Regions from separate parts of the Mus musculus genome. Here region 2 is linked to region 1. A link is a loop called in an ENCODE intact Hi-C map of the cell type or tissue named here. Cell type or tissue: gastrocnemius. All regions are shown on one strand.

Evidence for each region. Peaks named below come from ENCODE experiments on the same cell type or tissue, not always from the same donor. Only the 100,000 strongest peaks of a DNase experiment are listed, where the experiment ranks them.
Region 2: it touches region 1 in a loop (2.8-fold over the local background); 9 of 42 quality-filtered maps call a loop at or near these places.

The regions. Positions count from the first base shown.
Region 1 is chr15:57,874,941-57,882,940 of GRCm38, reverse strand. It overlaps Derl1 (Der1-like domain family, member 1), which reads left to right. Exons shown (of 8, transcript NM_024207.4): 3 at 2,877-2,941; 4 at 3,866-3,892; 5 at 4,361-4,456; 6 at 5,471-5,523; 7 at 7,334-7,444. Among named protein-coding and RNA genes, the nearest start is that of Derl1, 13 kb to the left of the region's middle. In gastrocnemius, a CTCF peak has its summit at 4,545 (motif pointing right); a DNase peak (open chromatin) is centred at 4,560; H3K27ac peaks cover 858 bases.
Region 2 is chr15:57,639,569-57,647,568 of GRCm38, reverse strand. All of the region lies in intron 1 of Gm35682 (a long non-coding RNA gene), which reads left to right. Among named protein-coding and RNA genes, the nearest start is that of Gm35682, 17 kb to the left of the region's middle. In gastrocnemius, a CTCF peak has its summit at 3,070 (motif pointing left); DNase peaks (open chromatin) are centred at 2,998 and 3,023; H3K4me3 peaks cover 271 bases; H3K27ac peaks cover 666 bases.

The sequences.
Region 1 (8,000 bases):
GCGAGGCAGTTCAGAGCTTAGTCTCCTTCTCAGGGGCTGGAGAGGATGGTACAGTGAAGAAAATGCATTTGTGAGGACCGGTCCAGAACCCTTCAGCCACGCAGATAAGCTGGGTGTGGCACTTGTGCGCCTGCAGTCCAGTGCCTGGAGACCAAGACCCCTGAGGATCCTGGGGGGCTCTCTCTACCTAGAGGAGTCAGCTGTTGGGGTCCATTTTCAGTCAGAGGCCTTGCTCAAAAAATAAGGTGATGAACAATAGAGGAAGATTCTGATGGTGACCTCTGACCTTCACACATGCAGCATGGGCACCTGCACATGCACACATGCATATACTACACATGTAGTATACATATGCTACGTGTTTACATGTAGACAACAGCTTTAAGGCAGGATTTGTACTGCGGTAGTTTTTCCAAATATACCATCTTGTATGATATAATAGAGAAGCAATCCAGTGCTTTACAAGTGTCTTGTTGAATTAAGTATTTCCACAATACCTTATATGCTAGCTTGAGTTGCTTATACAAGGAAGCAGTAAATTGATACCCTAGTCAAAATACAGATCCACTTTTGTTAAATGTAAGTGATTTGCAAAGTTGGCTGACTTCAGAGATTTTTATACAACTGCTGGCTCTTGCTTAGGTCAGGTTTCTGAATCGTCCTTAAGAGTCTGCTCAAGTGTTTGAAAATTTGCCTCTGTCTCACAGCTGTTGCCACCAAGGCTGACAACCTGAATTCAATTTCCTGAAGCCCACATGGTGCAAGTGTAGACCTGACTCCCAGCAAGTTATCCTCTGACCTCTGTTTGTATGCACACTAATGTACATGCCCATACCATACACACACATACCGCCCCCCCCCAATAAATGTGCTAGGCCCCACCACCATACCAGAGCCCTCCTGAAGTGTACCAGGGCTCTCCTGCCTCCCAGAACCTTTGGGTTTCACTCTCCCTTGTTCAGTTCTTGGTGGTAGTGCTGAGTAGAGCAGTGAGGAGCAGTCGCTTAGCATTCTGCTCTTCCATTTCGTCTAAGTGATGATGAAGTTGTTGGAGTAGCTCTTACTTTAAACACCAGTGTAGTACATACTGGGTGAAGTGTGGCTGATCCGTGACAAGCTGTGAGCTTTTCCTATGGAAAATGTAAACATATACAGGGTCTTCTTAGAGAAAAAGACCAGTGAACCTTTTTCTTCTTACTGAGAAAAATTCATCTCACATCACATTTTAACCTTTTGTGAGCCTATGATTCAGTGTTTTTTTTTAACGCTTTTGTAACCATCACAGCAATTTAATTTCACAATGTTTTCATTAGCACCCCTGTAGTAGACCCAAAGTACCCCTCCCCCAGCTCCTGGCTATTACCAGTCTACTTCCTGTGTGGATTTGCCTGTGTGGGCCATGTTTAATGTAGTTTGTGACCAGCTTCTTTAACTCAGTGTTGGCTTTGTTAGTGCAGACTCCTGTTACAATTCACTCATATTGTGGTATATGTTGGTGTGAGTCTCCTTGACTGTCGTCCCCCCATCATATCTGGTTTTGTCTGTATCAGCGCTCTTGCCTTGGTTATTTGAAGCAGAATGTCACATATAATTCTCTTTCACTCATTGCTACCCAGCATAGCTCTGAAGTCAGGCCTTAAGGACTCTTTCTGATGTGGAGCTAGATCTGATATAATTGTGAGATTCTCTGGCCACCTTCTGCTCTTGTTTATCTGTGTTTTTGAGTCCATTTACCCACTTTATTAACTTGGTCAGATAACGTAAGCTGCTGTAATATTTTGTGTATGAAAAACAGGCAAGAGAACCTGCCGTGCTAGATGACTGGTTGGTTTTGTTTGCTTTTATCTTTAGAAGTTGCTTCCCTTTATTTCCAGTCAGAGCGCTCTGGAATGTTGAAACTGAGAGGCACTTTTGAAACAGTTTCTTTGAGATAAAAAGTTGCTCTCTTTATCTGTGGGTTCTGTGTCATGAGTCAGCTGCCTGAAACATTTGGAATAGCTGGAAAATAAGTCTACTGAACTTGTACAGTTTCCTCCTTGTCATTACTTATTAAACAACACATTGTAGCAACTGGTGGTACACAATTTACATTGTAAAAGGGACCATAGGGAATGTGATCTATCTTACAGTATAGGTCAGAATATCTAGGTTCTATGCAAATATTATACCATTTTATCTAAGGATTGTGGATATTTGTAGGTTTTAGTATACAGGGAAGCTCTCAGCTCCCATCTTCCATGGATTCCAGTGGAGGATGTTAATCTTACATCCCATCTAGCTTCCTCATTTGAGTTTAAATTCAGTTAATACGTTTGTAGAATTGTGCAGCCATTATCATAATCCATTTACAACATTTCTTTGCCTCTAAAGTCTATATCTGTTAGTATTGCCCATTTCCTTCAATCCATCTTCCATGCAAGCCATAGGAAACTTCTGTTCCCTTTCTGCTTTTTAGAGTCGCCTGTACTAGTAATTTCTTGTAATAATTGTGATAGGATCATACCATCTGTGATCTTTTGTGACTGTTTCTTTTACTTAGTGTCATTTTAAGGTTCTCCTACGTAGCATGTAGATGTAGTTCATCCCTCATTGTTGTCAGTTATATAGATAATGTTGATGGGCCCTTGGTTTAATCCATTTCGTGGCTGCCGTGACTAGTGCTGCTGTGAGCATTGCCGTAGAGAGGAGTCGTCCACGCTATCCTGCTTAGTCCTCTGTTTTGCAGATAGGTGCTCCTATGTCCCAAAGGTCACACTTTTTGTTTTAAAGAAGTGATGTTAAATGTCTTCAGTATTATTTTTAAAGTATTTTTCTCTGTAGAGGCTACTTTGTTCCCCAGTTCTAAAGCCTGATGTTTGCCTTGTGTTTGTTTCCAGGAGCTTTTGACGGGAGGCCAGCAGACTATTTATTCATGCTTCTCTTTAACTGGATCTGCATCGTTGTATCCTTCAGGGCTGCTCAGGCCATAATGAACTCCCTACTTCCCTTTTAAGGTTTTGGGAAATAGTATTCTAAAAACGATTTAAATCAGTTTTGATACCTTTTAAAAACTATAGTTAATAATGAGAATATCAGGTTCTGTCTTTGAAGCCAGGGTAAATCCCATGTTTTGGAGATGCCTTCTCTCACTGGAGTCTCTGGGATTTTTATCCATATTCAGTGGAATTTTATTGCTGTCTCCTTGAGCCCAGTTCTCTGTGTTCCCTGGGATGACAGTTTGTTGACTGAAGCACAGATATTCCATGCCAGCCACAAGACAGCTTTCTGGTTCTTTCCAGAAATTAATTTACAGCCAGCATCATTTCATGACTTCGTTGCTGTCCATCTTTTGGTCCTAAATAACAATCTAGTCCATAAAGCACCCCCCTCTGGGCATGGTCTATCTCTGTGTGAGGCACTATTGATAAGCAAACAGTTGGACCTGACGACTGTTTAAAGTTGATCAAGAGCCAGAAACATAAAGGCCTGGAATACTCCCTCTCCTTTAAGAGAATGGAGAAAAAAAAAAAAAAAAAAAAAAGCTGTCCCTGAGTGTAAGCATTTGTTTCAAATGCACAGATCTGTCTATCCTGTAGTTGAATGCTAAATAGTAAAATAGTAGTAGGGTGTAGAAGAAGATACCAGGTGAGCAGGTCATGGTGAGGCTGTTCATTTCCATGTCTCCTGCTCTACTGACTGTACTGGCGAGTGGATATTTCTGCAGTGATCAGAACTTTTGTGTGTTCCTATATCTTGAGTAATCTGATAGTTAGAAAGTGTTTTCCTTTGGAACAGTGTAGTGACGTTCACTGGAGAGAAATGAGCAGCTCAGCCTTGGTATCTATAGAATACTTTCTGCATATGATCCTTGACTTTACAAACCAAGATTACTGGCTTAGCAATGGATATGCAGGTAAGACTTTCAACTATTTGCCCTTCTGTATGTTTCAGAAGTTGGGATTACATTGAATGCATAGAATGAGAACTGATTATACTGTTAGCTAAGCCTTTGAGGCTCTTGTAGGCATATCTAACCATTGGCTTCCTTGTTCATTTCTGGCTTATGCTTGAATGCTCAGAGTAATGGTTATGCAGTATTTCCTGGGTGTGTGTGGGGTTATGTATTCATTGAAAATAGATTAGATAGTTAAGGAAAATATTTTTTTCCTTCAAATAACAGCTTGAACTGATGTTTCTGAGTTCATGTATTGATCATAGATTTTTATGGCATTCATTGTATGATAAATAATGCGGTTAGTTTGTGATTGTGACATTAGGGTTTCCTGTGCAGTTTGGGAGGTGGGCAGGATAGGCAGGCAGTCACATTAAGCCTTGTTTCGTGCCTGTGGCGCTGAGCTTCCTGTCCTGACTTCCTTTGCAGCTGCTGATGATCCCTCTGATCATGTCAGTGCTCTACGTCTGGGCCCAGCTGAACAGAGACCTGATCGTGTCGTTCTGGTTCGGAACGCGATTTAAGGTAGTTTACCTCTGAGGAATATATAGCTCAGTGGAACTTAGTCTGTGGTAATCTTGCCTGAGCTCAGATGTGTACCTTCTGACACTTCCAGAAGGGGTCGCTGCAGAGTAGTGTACCACAGGCAGGCGTCTGCCTCCCCCTCCTCAGTCCTGCTCCTAGCATCCCAGCATCCCTTGCTGTTGTTACTTCCAAACCCTCTAAGCCTCTTCAGGGATATGCCCCTCAGTGATCGTGTGTGTGTGTGTGTGTGTGTGTGTGTGTGTGTGTGTGTGTGTGTGTGTGTGTGTGTGTGTGTGTGGAGAGAGAGAGGGGTCGAGCACACAAGAGGGATTACAAGAGAGACAACATGCAGAAACCCGCGATTTCTAATCTTTTTGTCACTCCTGCACTTCCTATTAGGTGCCACATACTGTACCTAGAATAGCACCCCCTATGTTCCTGGAGTTTGCTGTTTTCTACCTGTAACGACGACCTGTAATTATAGAACTGAATGTTGCTTGAGCTCCTGGCTGGAGTTAGACTTGTCTAGTCTGCGGGCTACTACTTACCCCAGTTAGACTCATAACTATTTTTAAGCTCCCTTTTACTAGTTTCTGAAGTTCCATTGAAGTTCACTCAGCTTAAGTTTGGTCTAGGGTGTCAGATCTGGAACCCTAATATCTTGTTGGGAGACTGTTAGTTCAGGACATTCACACACAATGTTAGATAAAAATTCAAGTTAATTACTTATAACAATCGCTTTTGAAGTCTTCCAGTGGTTCTGTTTGGGGTGTTTTTACTGTCATCCATAAGATACTTGTTAGTTTCCTTGTGAATATTAACTTAGTAGGACAAATAAGTTTAGTTTTAGATAGGAAGATGTAAGTGCAGTAGGGCCGGCCTTAGATTTGAGAAATTTTGTAGTGACCTAGTGATTTCTGTAAAGCCCTGGTCACTACTTTCTCCCCATTTTCAGTTCCCCAGGTGCCATGTGTTTTCAGACTCGGCTGTTCACATCTGTGTCCTCTTTCCTAGGCCTGTTACTTACCTTGGGTTATCCTTGGATTCAACTATATCATTGGAGGCTCGTAAGTAATGTTAGATTTATTTATCTGGAGACTAATCCTTGGGAAACTTGATTCATTTTTATTTTCCTTTCTTAGGCTTTTAAAGACTTTAAAGACTGAGTGTTGATATGTTAGAACCTTAGAGAGAAAGGTGTTTGGATATAATTGGTTGCACTACAGGATGTAAGCACCTTTGACATTGGATGGCTATCATTTTGTTAGCTTGTCACTAGACACATTGTGTTTCTAGACCTATTTGTTTGAATAAATATATGCCTGTCTGGATTCAGTATCCATACTGGGCAAATACAGAACTTACTTGCCTTGGTTTGTCTTCGGATCTTATCTGGAAGATTACTGCTTGTTTTCAGACACTCCCAGAATGCCTTGGAAATGGCTACTGCCATAGAAATGGAGATTTCTAGATGAGAAGTACCTCTGTACATGGTTTGATGGTGTAGAACTTTGTTAGGCAGGGTCAAATTTCTCCTCCGTTGGTCTGGAGTTGGTACTGAGATGTAGGAAACCCTTTCATGTTTCCAGTCTTAAGTTTAGAGAGGGACCTTTTAGAAGGAGCTGTCTGGGGAGACCACACAGTGGTTAAGAGCAGAGATTGCTCTTGCAGAGGATCTAAGTTTGGTTCCCAGCACGCATGGTGGGCAGCGCACAACTGCCTGTAACCTTAGCTCCAGGGGTCTCTGATATCTCCAGCCCCTCTGTGCTTGTGCCCATGCTGTGTATACACATAGGCATGCACAACAGTTACAGATATGTATTTTAAATCTTTAAGAATGAGAAGAGCCTTCCTCTGCATGATAGGTGGCACACACCTTTAATTGCAGCACTTGGGAAGCAGAGGCAGGTGGGCCAGCCAGGGTTACATAGCTAAACCCTATCTCGAATAAACCAAACCCAAAACAAAACCCAAGGTAGAGATTTTAAGAGCTCTCATTTCTTTCTTACCAATTTTTCAAGAGTTAGTAGATTGCAAAAGTCCTAACCCTTCTTAGAGCCTGATGTATTGGAGCTAGATGGTCCTTACTACTCCTGTGTATTTCCAGAGAGAAGTGAGTGGCCTGAAGAGAAGGACATTGTAGAGCTTAGCACCTTTTGACATTGGTCAGCCTCTCTCGGCTCCCCTACTACTCGGGCAGAGTGTGGGAAGTTGCAGGTGTTCGTTTGCTCCGGCAAGAATCACGTGGGTAAAGATGGAAGAAGGATATGTAAATAGCAGCCGTGGCTGCTGCAGGTGCCTGTGTGAGCCTGGGAGACCTGAAGAGTCAGTACTGACTTTAGGATGCAGGGCAAGGCTCAGCAGTCCTAAGTGATCTCTGTGTGTCTCATCTCACTGACAGCGATGCAAGAGAGATGCAAACCACAGCTCCAGAAATGTGGGAGCAGTGGTTGCTGTCCATCTTCCTCCCTCCCATGCTCTTCTCTTGGTAGTCTGCGTATTTGTCTGTTTTACAAACATCGTGTGTGTAGGCAAGAGCTCAGAAACTCACTCGCGTTGCGCCTGCCCCACCTCCTGAGACATACTGGAATAAAACTAATGTTTTGAGGATGGACTGGGGTCTTGGAAGAGATGTATGTCAGAGGTGCTTTGGGCCTGGAAGCTGTGGGCCTCATTCGTTCTTCAGCCCTGATTTCCCTCTCCCTCAGAATACGTTTGTCCCTCACTATAAAAGGGCCCATTGTAGAGCTGTCGCCGACTCCCGGGGACGGTAATGGACGACAGTGAACACGACTCTTTCCCATGCTCTTGGCTCCAGCTTGCTGCAGCTCACTGTGTTGCCTGGGTGTCTTTGCACTGACTTGCCTCTCTTTGCAGGGTGATCAATGAGCTCATTGGAAACCTTGTCGGCCATCTTTATTTCTTCCTGATGTTCAGATACCCAATGGACTTGGGAGGAAGGAATTTTCTGTCCACACCTCAGTTTTTGTAAGTTTTCTCTTCTCTTGTTGAACATTGTGTTGTCCTGTGGTTTCAGGTATCCCAACAGGAGACATTTTCATGAGGAGACACTTCACTGCCCTCTCTAAGCGAGAAAGAAATTCGAGCCAATAAAGTTCTTACTGTGGTCACAGTCAGGAAACCAGGGATTCATGCCACAGCTTAGTCCCTTTCATAACATCTGGGTAAAGATCACTGACTGGGTTAAGCCGTTACAAAGATCACCTATGCTGAGCAGGTCGAGTTATTTGGTGCTACTTTAGAGTGCCAACAGTAGGCTGGGGGACAAGTGTCATAAAGGATAACACTGCTTTTTTTTTTTTTTTCTTGAAACATTGGTTTCACCCATGATGTTGACTGAGAAGTTAGCTCATTATTTGCTGTTTTTAAAATGTGTTTTTATTTGTTCTTGTTTTAGGGACAGGGTCCCTGCTATATAGCTCAGGCTTACCTTAAACCCTCTATCCTCCTGCCTCAGTCTTCCAAGTGCTAGAACCATCGGTGTGCCACCCCCTGCCTGGTTTAAACTTTCATATAGTAAATG
Region 2 (8,000 bases), 240 kb after region 1:
GAAGATAATCATGGCAGCCTGTTCTGTTCCGGCACAAACAGAAACAAATACCTACCCCCCCCCCAAAGGACCAAACAGCAAATACAAAAATCAAAGTCATCCAATGAACCTGGGAATGATTTTGTATCATCTGCTGGATGGAAAGTTGTGTCACCATTAATAAGAATAGTTCTGAAATATGCCTAACTCCATGGGAAAGTGCTTGAACATTGAACATATGGGAAGAAAGTAATCTAAGAATCTACTCTATAATGTGTAAAATCACTTATAAACACAAAACTATCCTCAAAGAAGACAGAAACACAAAACACAGAAAAGCTATGATTTATAAGCAAATCTGAAGTGTTTGGAAAGGAAAGCAATAATGACTGTTGTCCAAGTGATGACCACTGGAGTGTGAGTTCCTGAGGGGTAGGTATCATGGTGGTCTACACTGGCTGATGTGCAGGAAGCCTTCTCTGAGTCATCTATACCAGCAGAGTCGTTACAGTGGCCATCAGCAGGGGTCACTTCTATTTCATGGACTGTGGAGCTGATGGAAAGAGTCTATTACTGTCTAAGGTTCCTTGCAGGGAATATCAATGGTGGCAGGCTCCAAACTCCCTTCACAGGTTAGTGTTATCTAGACCACACAGGGATGTCCAGCAGGCATTACAAATGGGGAGGGGACAACTTATCTCCATCACTTTGGTCTCCCTATCTCTGTCACCCAAAAGTTCTCTAGTCTCCAGACTTTATGGATATGCTGTTACATGACATGGTGAAGGAGAATTAAATTTATCTTTGGGGTTAGGTTTGTCAATCTATTGACATGAACTAGTTATTGTTCTGGATTATCCTCGTGGCCCTAAGATAATTTTTAAAATTCCTATGAGATTTGGAAGGCTGGAAAAAAGAATGAGAGAGGTCACCATGAGAAAGAAAGACTCCTCCTGCTGGCTGTGGGGGTGGGGTGGTGGTGGTGGTGGAAAAGGGAACCTAGGAATGTCAGGACTTCTGGAAGTGGAAGAGAAAAGAAAACAGGTCCCATTTTCTCCCCACCTCCCAGAGTATCCACAACAATTCAGGTCTGCCAGCATCTTAACTGAGGCTGCAGAGATTTAGTTTGGTCTCTGGTCTCATTGTTAGGAATATATATATATATATATATATATATATATATATATATATATATATGCATTAAATGACTCATTTGTGGCACTGCAGATGGCAGCATCAGGCTGGGTCACTCTGAAACTCAGACATCATGGTGGCCTCCTCAGGGAGGGGAGATATGTGAAGCACTTTAGCTTGAAATTTGTCATCCTGCTCAGTGTAGCTGCTTGCTAATCTAATGAGTAATGTATGCATCGTCTCTGACTAACACTCTTAAGTGAAGAGTTTCTTGCTCAAGCCACAGTGAAATCTAAATAAGGCCTTAAGGATTTATACCCATGGTGGACAGATGCCTGTGTGAATCCCCTGATGTGGGAGTCATCCTTATTTCATGGCTGAGGAAAATGAGGGATTGAAGACCAAGGCCCAGAGTGGACAGCAGATTGAAAATGGAATCCCCAGTGCCTGGCCCAGCTTTTCTCTATCCCGGGTACTCAGATCTGACTTGCTGCTTTCTTCTCGAAGGTGATGAAAGGATACCATCTTTTTTCTGTAGAGACTTGGACTCCATGACACATGCCTCCCAGTCAGTTCCCATATTAAAGACCACACACATAGGCGATGCTGGACACTATCTTTAATTCTCATTAAACCACACACAGAGGAAACGCACGCCTCTGCTAAGTTCTTCTAGCGGCAAGCCTGCTTTTGGGGCTAAGCAGACTTTCAAGGAGCCCTGCCTTTGTTTTGAATCCTTTGAGAAGTACCCCCTTTCTCAGAAACCCAAAACTCACTTTAAAATTGGTCAGTACTGGAATTTATTAAACTTCCAGTGTCCAAATGGTCTTTGATTTGAAGTTAAAAGACAGAAAAGCCAAAAACCCATAATTCTTCAACTACAAAGGTGAGAAACACATGGTTATTTTTGATGTATATGAGAGAAATCAGCTAGACTGTTGGTAAAGGGATCTCTCTCTCTCTCTCTCTCTCTCTCTCTCTCTCTCTCTCACACACACACACACACACACACACACACACGCAGAGCATACACAGAACACATGATCAAGTTCCCCTCGGCTTCCTCTCCCTTTCCGAAGGCAGGTTTCAATTCCTGGGAACATCTATATTGCTGCCCTATATGGGAAATATTATTACTTTTTGTATTTTGGTCAATAAAGTCCTCCAACTACCATTCACACCCCCCACCCAATTGCAAATAACATCACAAAAAAGTCTGCAATGTTGAAGCAGCCATGGAATGCAGAAGAAAAGACCGGGTCTCGAAGCCAGAAGACTAGAACTTCCCCAAGGTCACGCATTCAACGTCTTTCCTTGTTCTAGGAATCCACTTGCAATTGCAAATAACATCACAAAAAAGTCTGCAATGTTGAAGCAGCCATGGAATGCAGAAGAAAAGACCGGGTCTCGAAGCCAGAAGACTAGAACTTCCCCAAGGTCACGCATTCAACGTCTTTCCTTGTTCTAGGAATCCACCTACGCAGGTACTCAAAACCCACTTAATGGACAAATTGATGGGCATCCTGGGATTGTCTGTGCAACCAACTGCATGTGAATCTGAGAGCACTGGGGCGTCAGAAGGGCGAGTGTCTGGGATATTTTAATATTTAGTATTTCCAGACTCAGCAGGCAGTGGGCTAAATCTGTCCACTGATGGGCAGGCTTGAATTATGAAACCACTCACGTAGGTAGAGAGGATGCCCTGAGCTGGGGGAAATTGTTGCTATGGGTGTTTGCTCAAGGCGGCTGGGGGTGGGGCTGCTCAGCTGGGGGCTGGGCAGGTGACATAAAAACAGGTGAACGATAAGAGTGGGGATATGGACTGGGTCAATGGGGGTGTTGGTGGCAGCCTTCCAAATTCCGTAAGCTCCAAAAATGTGGGAGCGGAACCTCTAAAGGAAGGAGGCCACACAGTCAGTAAAGTCCAGCTTTCTGTAGGGTTAGGCAGCGAGGTTGCCCCCTTGTGGTTAAGGGGTTGAAGAGAGAGGAGTTTATGGGCCAATTTCCATCTGCCAGATGTTCTTGAAGCCTCCATCCACCACAGCTGTCCCAGGTGGTGATGCGCCCACGAGGCTGAAGGTTTGGAGCCAAGCGTGATCCTCAAGATAAGAAAACCCTGAAGGTTGGATGTAGGACTACTGCGGGTGGAGTGGATTTATACTTGGGCTGGCAAAGAGGAGGCAGCTAAATGTGTATATTAAGATTTGACCCAGCACGTAAATAATAAGTATTTGTCAATGTTCTGACTGTATCAGATGTAGTGCTAAGCACATCACACATAGTACTAGCTGCTCTTCCAAAGGGCCCAGGTAATTCCCAGCCCCACATGGCAGTTTATAACTGTCTATAACTCCAGTGCTAGGGGATACAGCACCCTCACACAGATACTCATGCAGGCAAAACATTAATGTACGTAAAAATAAGTAAATCTCTAAAGAAAAATAAACCCTGCTTCTTAATGAGTGTCAAGTGCCTGTCTGGCATTAAGCAGTGCACAGCTGTAAACTATCACAAACATTATAATACCAATATGTTACTTTAAAGTCTTTGCTTTGAATCTCATCTATAAATCTAGGAACAATGACATTGAACAAGCAGGGTTATTGTAAGGAATTGAGAAAATATGTGTGATGTGCTTAGCACTACATCTGAGACGAAAGGATGGACCATCTAGAGACTGCCATATCCAGGGATCCACCCCATAATCAGCTTCCAAACGCTGACACCATTGCATACACTAGCAAGATTTTATCGAAAGGACCCAGATGTAGCTATCTCTTGTGAGACTATGCCGGGGCCTAGCAAACACAGAAGTGGATGCTCACAGTCAGCTATTGGATGGATCACAGGGCCCTCAATGGAGGAGCTAGAGAAAGTACCCAAGAAGCTAAAGGGATCTGCAACCCTATAGGTGGAACAACATTATGAACTAACCAGTACCCCGGAGCTCTTGACTCTAGCTGCATATGTATCAAAAGATGGCCTAGTCGGCCATCACTGGAAAGAGAGGCCCATTGGACACGCAAACTGTATATGCCCCAGTACAGGGGAACACCAGGGCCAAAAAAATGGGAATGGGTGGGTAGGGAAGTGGGGGGGAGGGTATGGGGGACTTTTGGGATAGCATTGGAAATGTAATTGAGGAAAATATGTAATAAAAATATTAAAAAAAATAGTTTCCTTAGTCTTGCAAAGGAGAGTGAAAGTCCAGATAATTTGGCCATGCAAAAATTATAAGTGAAAGACAGTGCTATTTTGTCCTGACTTCCCAAATGCTCAAGCTATAAAATATTTAGTATTGGTTCCAATGCATCTTCTGTTGAATTGAAGATCTTGTTTAGGTTTGGCACCCGGGCAACAGCTGTACTTGTGATTCCACAGCATGATGTTTTCTGGATGCCACAGATGTGCTGTGTCCGTGGAGGGGTACAGATATAAGGCAACAACTCCTCCCTGGAGCCTCTCGTGGGGCTTATCCCTGCTCTGAAAGGGCTCCTTTAAAGGTAAAGTCAAGTCCATTATTTTCAAGTATAAACCTGGTTACTGAAATTTCTAGAAGGGAGCGAATTCATGCAATCTGTTAGGAGAGCATTCGGGTTAGAAATTTAAGACTCAATTATTCAGAAGGCTTAGGGATTTTGCCAATCATGATATGATCTTGGAGAAATGTCCTAGCAGTTCTAACATTTTATTTCAAATATATCAAATGGGCTTAGTAACTGCCAGGAGTGTGCTGAGCTGCAAATAGTGGGAAACCCAATAGAAACTGATTTCTGATGGGAGGTAGAAAATATAAGTTAGTGTCAGTGACTAGAGAATGGCGCTTGGGATCCAGAGCTGGCTTCTATTCCTGTGTGCTGGTCCTTACAGGGAGAAGATAGTGGCTATGCCTTCTATTCCTGTATGCTGGTCCTTACAGGGAGAAGATAGTGGCTATGCCTTCTATTCCTGTGTGCTGGTCCTTACAGGGAGAAGATAGTGGCTATGCCTTCTATTCCTGCGTGCTGGTCCTTACAGGGAGAAGATAGTGGCTATGCCTTCAGACAGAAAGAAGATGTAGGCAAAGGGCAGGATCAAAGGAAAATGCTGACTGAGATAATTCTCCATGATTTTAGGGAAGCAACACATTTCTTGTAGCCCCACCTCTACCCCCACAATCTTGTTCTTATATCTTATTTTCCAGAACTGAACTACGTCCACCAAGCTGCAAAGGATCCTGGGAAGGCGACCTTCTTTATCTGGGTGGTTTCATCTCTGAATGAAATGAAAGTCCTGTAGGTAAAGAAGAACAATAACTAGAAGAGGACCTAAGTCTCCTTTTGCATCCTGGACAAACTGGGCTATCATTTGTTGATCTAGTACTCGGCAATCAGTATAAGCTCATTTGGCTAGTCATTCACTTTAATTCCTGCACAAACACAAAGCAGGTGTGTGGATTCTTATTTGTAGAGAAACTGAGGCACAGAGAAAATCAGGCAGGTTCACATAGGCAAAGTGCGATAAATTATCCCTAGTACTTCTATCTGCTGGGTTCCAAAACTGTGAAGGAGGACTCAAGTCAGTCTATTTTTTGTTAATAGCCTCCAAGAAAGTAGTTGAAGGCATTCTCTACCCTCTCACTCTACAGACCTGAGAAAGGAAGTATGAACTCCCATGGAGATGTTTAGGGTCTCTAGAACTCTTGTTGAGATCTCTGTCCCCCAGCAAAGTTCTCAATGTTTCCTGATTTCTGAGAGCTGAGCTTTGAGGTCTGCCCTTCCTGGAAGGCTCCACGCATCCCTGCAATTAGACTCCTTCCTCACTATTAGCCTGTTGGTAACTTTGTGTGTGCCAGATACACCCATCTGAGGGAAATAGAGCTGGGCTCAACTGCCTCTTATTCTCAGGAGCAGAAATGATCCAATACTTGGCCTTTGAGCAAGGGGTGATGTCAACAGTCAAGAAACGCAGCATTGGGAGGCTGGTGGCTGTGCTGAATCCTACCTTGACACTTACTGGCTATGTGACTGGTTTGTTTCTTCATTAGCCCTTAGCTACTTAGGTGCAACAGGAAAGAAAACAATCAAATTCATGTCACTGAGTTGTGAGGAGTAAGATACAGGGGCACTTAGAAAAAGGAATGCCACATGGCTGACGTCACGGGGACCTTGGTCAGCGTGGTAGTTTGAATGAAAGTGGCCACCACAGACTCATAGGAAGTGGTACTATTAGGGTTTGTAACTTTGTTAAGTAGGTAGGGCTTCATTGGATGAAGTGTTGGTCACTTGGGGGCGGGCTTTGGGGTCTCTATGGTCAAGCCAGGCCTACTGGCTCAATTTTCTTCTTGCTGCCTGTGCATCAAGATGTGGAACTCGTAGCTACCTTGCCAGCACCATACCAGCTGCATGCTGCCATGCTTCCTGCTATGATGATAATGAATTAAACCTATAAACTATAAGCCAGCCCCACTTAAATGTTTTCCTTTATAATAGTTGCTGTGGTCATGGTGTCTTCTTATTGCAATAGAACACTAAGAGTGTTTGTGGAACATCTTTCAGACTCCTTTCTGATCAATGTGCTTCTTCAGGTTCAGGCTTTTGAATTCTGAAAGCTAGGTCTCTAGGATTGTTCTTTTTAGTGAAGACTACAGTTGCCAATGAATTCCTTGGGTTTTGCTGTTCAAGTGGAACCAGAAGATTTGTTAAGCTCTAACTTTCCTGCCTTTCTGAAGACAGTGTAAACTGAACCCATGCAGTTGTGTTGATGTGAAGACCCTCTATCAGTCAACTAAGGAAGACAGGCTGATAAACTCTAAGGAGCTTTCTCCTTCAGAGTCAAGGCTGAGCCTGCAGGTTTTACATCCACCATGTTCCTCAGAGCTGACTCTGTCCCAGGGATAAGAGGGCAACCTTCAGAAGCAGGCAAGCAAAGGGAACAGTGACATATTCCTGGGACTCCATCTGGTTTTGGATTATGCACACCTTCCTTCTCATTATGCTTATTCCCTGCATGTAGTGTGCATACATCCCTCTCCAAGCAATGCCTCTAACAACCCCTGACTTGCATCTGCACAGGGCTGCAGGTGTACTCTTCCAAACAAAAGGGTACATTTCTCCTCTCCTAACAACGATCAAACTGAGTTTCTGTTAAAATATTTTCTCAATGTATCCGGTTTTGAAGACTAGAAAGGCCAGTTTTGGCTGAATCGATTTTGGATTCATGTAGAGTAAGGCACAACTGGGACCTCAGTTGTGTACTCTTCGGGAGAAGCATCGTTTTACCATGGAACGCCTATGCACAAGTGTGTGGGCATATGATTAAAATCAGATGCGTTATGGGAAAGGACACAAAAACCCCTAGCCTTTCAATCAAAACAGAGGATCACCTTACTATCTATGCCTGTTAGTAAGCAAACCCCTCCTCCTGAGCTCCATAAAGGGAAGCTTCAAACAGTAGCCGGCTGCTAATTTCAACGGCGTATTCCTAATCTGTGTATCGCTTGCCTCTGGATAAAGTTTTCTTGCTACTTTTGCTAATCTGGTCTAGCTCTTACTTTCCTTTCTTTGGATAAGAGGCCAAGAACCTAGAAACACCCATCTTAGACCCTGGGTGCTGGCTACACTTTGTCAAATAAAGACCCGCTCCACCGGTCTTTCTTTGATGCCAGCTTTGTGACCTAAGTATGTGAGGTCAATGCCTCTGTGTCATGAGATCAGCTAAGCCCCTGCCCTGGTTTTGGCTTTGGTTTCTCTTTCCTCTCTAAGAAGTGTCTCTGGGGCCCCTTTCAACTCTACAGTTTTCTAACACTCAGGAGAAGATGTTTTTTGGGCTTGGGAAGCAGCGTGCCTTGGAGGTTTGGGTCTTGACTTATTCTGTTTGAAGACTGCTCTAATTTATTGGTCCTGGTA